Linked DNA regions of Homo sapiens: region 2 is linked to region 1. Evidence: read pairs that join two places in POLR2A ChIA-PET (ENCODE). Cell type or tissue: Caco-2. All regions are shown on one strand.

The links. Peaks named below come from ENCODE experiments on the same cell type or tissue, not always from the same donor. Only the 100,000 strongest peaks of a DNase experiment are listed, where the experiment ranks them.
Region 2: POLR2A ChIA-PET joins it to region 1 with 5 read pairs; 3 of 35 experiments call an interaction of 5 or more read pairs at or near these places.

Annotation. Positions count from the first base shown.
Region 1 is chr19:17,863,689-17,867,688 of GRCh38, forward strand. No RefSeq gene overlaps it. Among named protein-coding and RNA genes, the nearest start is that of SNORA68, 3.1 kb to the left of the region's middle. RefSeq lists an enhancer at 1,188-1,327. In Caco-2, no CTCF peak of the experiment used is centred here; DNase peaks (open chromatin) are centred at 2,183 and 3,579.
Region 2 is chr19:17,133,950-17,137,949 of GRCh38, forward strand. The region is part of intron 2 of MYO9B (myosin IXB); the gene reads left to right. Among named protein-coding and RNA genes, the nearest start is that of SNORA118, 44 kb to the left of the region's middle. RefSeq lists enhancers at 433-1,042, 1,043-1,651, 1,652-2,261. In Caco-2, no CTCF peak of the experiment used is centred here; a DNase peak (open chromatin) is centred at 1,742.

The DNA of each region.
Region 1 (4,000 bases):
GGGATTCTCCTAAGTCTCTGGTTCCCAAAGTTTTCAGAGTAGACACAAGTGGGCACCCGAGGGGCGCTCTCTGCTGCTTGGGGGCTGTTTCCCTTTCACTGGTTGGGGGCCTCTTAGATGACGCCCTCATCTTGCCCAAGGAGGTCAAGGACTCACCACAGGTACTCATCTCTGGGAAACTGCCTCAGGCCTGGAAAATTCCAGGCATGACACTAATCCCACCCTGGCTGAGTCCTTCTGTCAGGTGGAGGCTAAGCTGGCATTGGAGAAGTTTGAGACACAGCCAAGAGCTCAGGCTCTGGGAGCCTCCCATCCTTTGTTGCGTGACCTTGGGCAGCCCTGTTCTGGGCCAGCGGCCCTTCTGGGGCTTGCTGTCTTGATCTCAACATCGGGTTCCACATTGATGTGGGAAGTGACGCTGTGCAGGTGCTGGGGTCAGCCTATGGGGCCCTCCTTTGTCCCAGAGAGCCCAGGACCAGGAGGAAGCCAGGACTAGGTAGTAGTTACGGCTTTTTGAAACAGGGTCTTGCTCTGTCGCCCTGGCTAGAGTGCAGTGGAGAGATCGTGGCTTACTGTAGCCTCGACCTCCTGGGCTCAAGTGGTCCTCCTGCCTCAGCCTCCCAAGTAGCTGGGACTACAGGGGCACCACCACACTCAGGGCAAGGACACAGCCTTTCCTCTACCTGTGGAGGAGCTGTGTGGTTTCCAGGAAACCAGGCCTTTTCCAGCCTCACCTGTGGGGTGTTGTAACACCCAGGAACTTGGAGAGGCGCCCAGAACCTGGGCAGGGTCAGCACACAAGCACCCATTCTGCGTAAGACCCAGGCCTGAGGACAGCCCTGTAGACCACAGAACCCCACGGGTCCCGTCCCCAACAACTGGCTCCTTCCCACCCTAGGGCCTTCGCACTTGCCTGGAATACTACAGATTCCCCCAGGCTGGCCTCACTCGAGTTTTACAAACTGCACGTGGGTTCCCGGGACTGGGCTATATTTGATTTCTATCCCCCACTAGTTCTGAGAGGGCAGGGGCTGTGTGTGTCACCCAGTGTATCCAGGAGGGGCTCAACTTTCCATGGTATCCTTTTTGTTTCGTGAAAGCTCTTTACATATGCGGGGCAAAAGCTTGAGAAGAGTCATACATTTTCCCAGGATATCTTTCTTTTTTTGAGACGGAGTCGCGCTTGGTTGCCCATGCTGGAGTGCAGTGGCACAGTCTCAGCTCACTGCAACCTCTGCCTCCCAGGTTCAAGGGATTCTCCTGCCTCAGCCTCCAGAGTAGCTAGAATTACAGGTGCCTGCCACCACGCCTGGCAAATTTTTTGTATTTTTAGTACAGACGGGGTTTCACCATGTGGGCCGGGCTAGTCTGGAACTCGACCTCATGCCACCTGCTTTGGCCTCCCAAAGTGCTGGGATTACAGGTGTGAGCCACCCCGCCTAGCCCAGGATATCTTTTGATGTTCCTTAGAGTATATTGGATGGGGGGTGCTAGCTGGAAATCTTAAAATTTTGCCTGAATTTCATTCATCTTGTGGTTTCTAGTACAAACTCTCCTTTCTCCATAAGGGAATCTTCATACTTAAGTGCCACCCAGAAAAGAAAATACATTTCCTAACCTCCATAGCTATGGCCAGGTGTGGCTCATGGCTGTCATCTCAGCACTTTGGGAGGCTGAGGTAGGAGGATCACTTGAGGCCAGGAGTTTGAGACCAGACTGGTAGACATAGTGAGACCCTGTCTTTACCAAGTAACATTAGCTGGGTGTTGCGGTGCACACCTGTAGTCCCAGCTACACGGGGGCCTGAGGTGTGAGAATCACTTGAGCCTGGAGGTTGAGGCTGCAGTGAACCATGATCATGCCACTGTACTCCAGCCTGGAAACAAGACGAGACCAAACAAAACAAAAATACAGTACTGATGTGCCATTTCTGAGAAAGAACGCCTCTGGCTGGTGTGGACATGATGGCCAGTGCTGCAGCAGTCATTTTGGACTATGAAGAAGCAACACACAGGAGCAGTGAGGGAGAAGGATCTCCGGTACTTGACCCTGTGCAGTGCTGCCCCCGTCCCTGAGGCTTGACCCTTCTACCCCCTTGATTAGAACACGGGGAGGAGACATGAGTCCTGCTTAGGCTGTAATGGAGCTGCTCTGTTAGATGTGACCTTACCTTACCTTGAGCTGGGCCTGAAGCAGGGCGTGGCACTGTGGACTCAGGCCGTAACTGCCTGGAAGTCCCTGCCCTCTCTGAGCCATTTCTTCCTGTATAAAGTGAGGGCGGTGATCCCTCCAGGCTGCAGGGCAGGCGAGGTGATATTAGGTGAGTTGGAGGATGAGAGATCAGGAGAGTGGAAGGCTCACGGCCCCACCAAAGCCCACTGCATACCCTCATCTCCACCTCAGTCCCCTCCCTGTGCCTTGGAGCCCCTCCAGGGCTTCAACCACGTGGCAGCAGCCTGGGAACCACTTGGGAGAGCTCTGCCCCAACCAGCTGAGACATGGAGGCCAATCCCATTATTGAGGGGCCATTGACAGGATGAATGTGCTCCCAGATCACTAGCCTGCACCTATTCACCTACCTTGGCACACTCAGCCTCTCATAAATGTGCCCAGAAGCCCCTCTACCACCGAATTCCCCCACCCCCTGCCAAACCCCATCCTTCCATTCAGTCAGATTCCTCCACCATCCAACCAGCTACCTGTCCATCCATTCGTCCACTCAATCCACCCACCCCATCCATTCATCCTTCCACTCATCCACCTACCCATCCATCCATCCACCCAACCATCCAGCCATCCATCCAGCTATCCACCCACCCACCCATCCATCAACTCACCCATCCATCCATCCACCCATCTATCCATCCATCCATCTACCCACCCACCCATCCACCCACCTGCCCATCAACCCACCCACCCATCTATCCATCCATCCATCCATTCACCCATTCAACCACCCACCAGTCGATACATACATCCATTTATCCATCCATCCATCTATCCACCCACCCATCCATCCATTTACACATCCTCCCATCTGTCATGTCAAATCCTCTACCCAAACTCCACGCGCCCACCCCCACCCCACACACACCATCCCTTTGTTGCAGCCTCAATTGTCCTTGAGTCCCTACTTTGTGCAGGGGCCTGCGTTAATTCCGGTGTGGGTGATTGAAGGAATAGACAGACCCTGGTTCTTTCTCAGGAGGGAGAGGAACAGTCACAACCCCATGCAGAGGCTGGGCGTGGTGGTGGTGTGCCCATAGTCCCAGCTACTTGGGAGTCTGAGGCAGGAGGATCACTTGAGCCCAGAAGGTTGAAGTTGCAGTGAGCCGTAACCTCTCCACTGCACTCCAGCCTGGGCAACAGAGCGAGCCCCTGTCTCAGAAAAACAAATAGAAAAAATAAGCAAACAAAAAGAACTGCCCCTGGCTGTTGAGAGAAGGTACAAGACCAACCAGAGCAAAAGCCCTGGGTCTGGGCAGAAATGGATCCTTTCACGTGGCTGTGAGTGGGGCCAATAAGGCAGAGGCTGGCCAGCGAGAACCTGGATGTCCGCTGGGGTCTGGAGCAGGACAGGTCCTACCCGGGCTCACCCAGTTAACCCAAGGATAAGCAAGGGCAGGAATCCAGGAACTCCTCCCACCTCCTCAGGTGCTGAGGCGCTCCTGGGTCTCGTTCCTGGGCTTGTCAAGGTGCCAGGTGTCACCTCAGTAGGGCCGTGATCCCTGGGGGAGCGACATTCAAAGCCTCCCCTCCCTGACCCGCCCTGCACTTCTGCTCCTGAGTCAGAACCAGTGGGGACAAAGGCAGTGCCAAAGCAGGACAGACGAGTAGGGACCCCAAGAGACCCCAGCCCCAGTTCCTGCAACCAAGAGAGACTATATGAGAATCACAGAATCTGAGACTCACAGTTGAGTCTCAGGACTTAGAATTATGGAATCTTTTTTTTTTTTTTTTTTTTTTTGAGATGGAGTTTCACTCTTGCTGCCCAGGTTGG
Region 2 (4,000 bases), 730 kb before region 1:
ACGGGGTTTCACCGTGTTAGCCAGGATGATCTCGATCTCCTGACCTCATGATCTGCCCGCCTCGGCCTCCCAAAGTGCTGGGATTACAGGCGTGAGCCACCATGCCTGGCCTGCTTTCTACTTCTGTGAGTTTTTTTTTGGACTGGGGGTACATGTGTAGTTTGTTACAGGGATATATTGGGTAATGGTTAGGGTTGGGCTTCTAAAATACCCATCACTCAAATAGTGAACACTGTATCCAATAGGTAACTTTTCAACCCTCACTCCCTTCCTCCCCTTTCCCACTATGAGTTCAACTTTTAAAAATTCTACACGAGTGAGATCATGCAGTATTTGCCTTTCTGTGCCTGGCTTATTAACATAGTATCCCTCAGCTTCATCCATGTTGTTGCAAATGACAGGATCTCTTTGTTTTTTTTTTCGTTTTGTTTGTTTTTTTTTTTTTTTTTTTTTTTTTTTTGAGACAGACTCTCGCTCTGTCACCCAGGCCAGAGTGCAGTGGTGCGATCTCAGCTCAGTGCAACCTCTGCCTCTCGGTTTCAAGCGATTTTCGTGTCTCAGCCTCCCCTGTAGCTGGGATTATAGGAGCCCACCAACATGCCCAGCTGATTTTTCTGTTCTAGTAGAGATGAGATTTTACCACGTTAACCAGGTTGGTGTCGAACTGACCTCAAGTGATCTGCCCACCTTGGCCTCCCAAAGTGCTGGAATTACAGGTGTGAGCCACCATGCTCAGCCAGGATCTCCTTTTTTATGGCCAAATACTATTCCATAGTGTATATAAACCACAGTTTCTTTATCCATTCATCTGTGGGGTTTTTTGTTTTTTTTCGAGACGGAGTCTTGCTTTGTTGCTCAGGTCGGAGTGCAGTAGCACGATCTCGGCTCACTGCAACCTCCACCTCCTGGGTTCAGACGATTCTCCTGCCTCAGCCTCCCAGGTAGTTGGGATTACAGGCATGCACCACCACACCCGGCTAATTTTTGTATTTTTAGTAGAGACGGGGTTTCGCCATGTTGGCCAGGCTGGTCTCGAACTCCTGACCTCAAGTGATCTGCCCACCCCGGCCTCCCAAAGTGCTAGGATTACAGGAGTGAGCCACTGAACCCAGCCTATTCATTCATCTGTTGATGCACACGTCTTGGCTATTGTGATTAGTGCTGAAATGAACGTGAGAATGCAAGCATTTCTTCCACGTACTGATGTCATTTCCTTTGGATATATACCCAGAAGTGGGATTGCTAGACCTAGTGAGATAATAATTTTTTTCCAAAGTTTACAACTTATATTAGAAACATGTTTTTTATATTATAAAAGAAAAAAAAATGTGTTTCTGTTAAAGGAGAGGCGTTTTTTGGTTTTGAGTGAGTCCAGCGCTGTGGGTTTTATAGCCTGGGGGGACCATGGCATCCGCCTTCCCGGTGCGTGTGCCAGATTATATCGCATAGTTGTTGACACCGGGGTCCCACTTCCTCCCTTCTGTCCACCCTGGACCCCACATGATACTCCAGGCACACCAGCCACCCTTGTGCTTTGAGACCGTGCGAGCCCCCGGCCAGCCCAGCCAAGCAGCAACACAATAGCACCCCTCGCTGCGAGCGCTGGGCCGCACTTCCCCCTCGGATGTATAATAGCACCAACCGGATATTTTTAGATGGGCTTTGAAAAGTCGCAGTGTGCTGAGACCGCATACCAGACGCGTGAGGTCACCGGGCCTGGGAGCAGCCTCTATGCATGGATAATTGGTGCACGGGGTAATCGGGTAATCGCAGAACCAGAAAGCCAGCCCTTGGGCAGCCATGGTGGTGGGAGGGGCCCCTCATATCCCAAGGCGTTCCCTGTGTTACGTTCCCAAGACACCAGGCCTGGCTGTGATATTAGAAGTCACTGCAGAGACTTGTCCCCTGGGTTTAAAGTGAGCACTGTGGCTCTTTAAGGTACAAATGTACATTTCTGGGGCACCTCTGCCACAGACCAGGCTTTACACCAAGGTACTACGGGGACCCTGACTCAGAGAGAGACCCGTTTCCTGCTGCAGACACCCCAGGGCCACCAACAGGACTGTCCCCCCCACCCCACCCCTGAGGACAGGCATCCCTTTGCCATCTGCTCATAGTTAAGCAGGGAAGCTTTCTGAGCCCCTTCCTGGGACGTTATTTTAGGGTTTCCCTGACAGATCTCTTTGAATTGAGGGTGACTGGGGAGGAGAGTCTGGTCGTGGGACCACATAGGTGAGGCTGGGCTTCGTGCTGTCAGGCAGGGAGCAAGGAGGAGGGCCTAGGCCCAGGCACCGGGCCCCAGGCTGAAGCTGATTTCCTGCGTGAGCTCCAGACTATGGCCCTGCAGGGTCCCGTGAGCATCCAAGGAGACGAGTCAGTGCCTCGAGACTGGGGGTTTCACTCCAAATAACAACAAAAAACAGTTCTCCAGCTACCCTCTGGAGAGCTGGAAATGAAACCTAGAAAGACCGCAGGGACCCCTCAGCACCTAGAATGCAGCACATATGGGAACCTATGGAAGGGACAAAGGGACCAGTGAGCCCCGACTACCCAGCCCTGCAACCCCTTTTATTTCTGTCTGTGTACATCAATGCTCCGCAGCCGGGGTGATTTGCCGATCTCTGGGGACATTCTTTGGTTATCCCAGATGGCATCGGGTAGGTGGAGGCCAGGGACGCTGTTCAACACCGTGTAGTGCACAGGACGCCCCCATCACACAGGATGGTTCACCCTCAAAAAGTCCCATAGGCACCCAGGAAAGTCAACTTCACCAGCAGAGCCCTTGGTGGTTCCCGCCCACCGACCAGCCCCCTGGGTTTCATCAGACCCTCCAGAGACTGTTTCAAAGTTCAACAGGTCAGACCGGGCCCAGTGGCTCACACCTGTAATCTCAGCACTTTGGGAGGCTGAGATGGAAGGATTGCTTGAGTCCAGGAGCCCCAGACCAACCTGGGTAACACAGTAAGATTCGTGTCGACAAAAATAATTTTTAAAATTAGGCCAGGCACAGAGGCTCACGCCTGTAATCCCAGCACTTTGGGAAGCCGAGGCGGGCAGATCACCTGAGGTCAGAAGTTCAAGACCAGCCTGACCAACATGGAGAAACCCCGTCTCTACTTAAAATACAAAATTAGCCGGGGTGATGGCGCGTGCCTATAATCCCAGCTACTCGGGAGGCTGAGGCAGGAGAATTGCTTGAACCCAGGAGGCAGAAGTTGCAGTGAGCCAAGATTGTGCCATTGCACTCCAGCCTGGGCAACAAGAGCAAACTGTCTCAAAAAAAAAAAAAAAAAAGCCAGGTGCGGTGATACATACCTGTGGTCTCAGCTCCTTAAGAGACAGAAATGGGAGGATCGCCTGAGCCTGGGGGTTGAGGTTGAGGCTGCAGTGAGCTATGGTCGCACCACTTAAACTCCAGTCTGGGCGACAGAGTGAGACCCTGTCTCCCTGTCTCAAACAACAACAACAACAACAAGAGGTGAGCAAGGCTCATGTGGTGACCCAGTCCGCCCCCACCAAAAGCACCCGGCTACTTCCCAGACCCCCTTCTCTGTAGAGGACCAGGTCATCTCTCTCTGGGGCCCCCTCCTTATCACCTTCCTGCTTGGCTCCGTGCCCCATGATCTTGAGCTCCTCCCTGTTTCCTTGTCCCATGACCCAAACAGCCAGCTCCTTGAGTAGTGTGACCCGCACATGGGTCCAGCCACAGCAACTGTCCGGGCTTCAAGCTCTGCCCGAGGCTTTGCAGCTGAATGGAGCCTTCTCCAAGGGAGTATCTGGGCCTCCCATGGTCAGATCCTTTTTTTTTATTTGAAACAGAGTCTCGCTCTGTCGCCGAGGCTGGAGTGCAGGGGCGCAAATGCAGCTGCAGCCTCAACCTCCTGGGCTGAAGCAATCCTCCCACCTCAGCCTCCAAAGTAACTGGAACTACAGGCACCCACCACCATACCTGGCTTTTTTTTTTTTTAATACTTTAAGTTCTGGGATACATGTGCAGAAC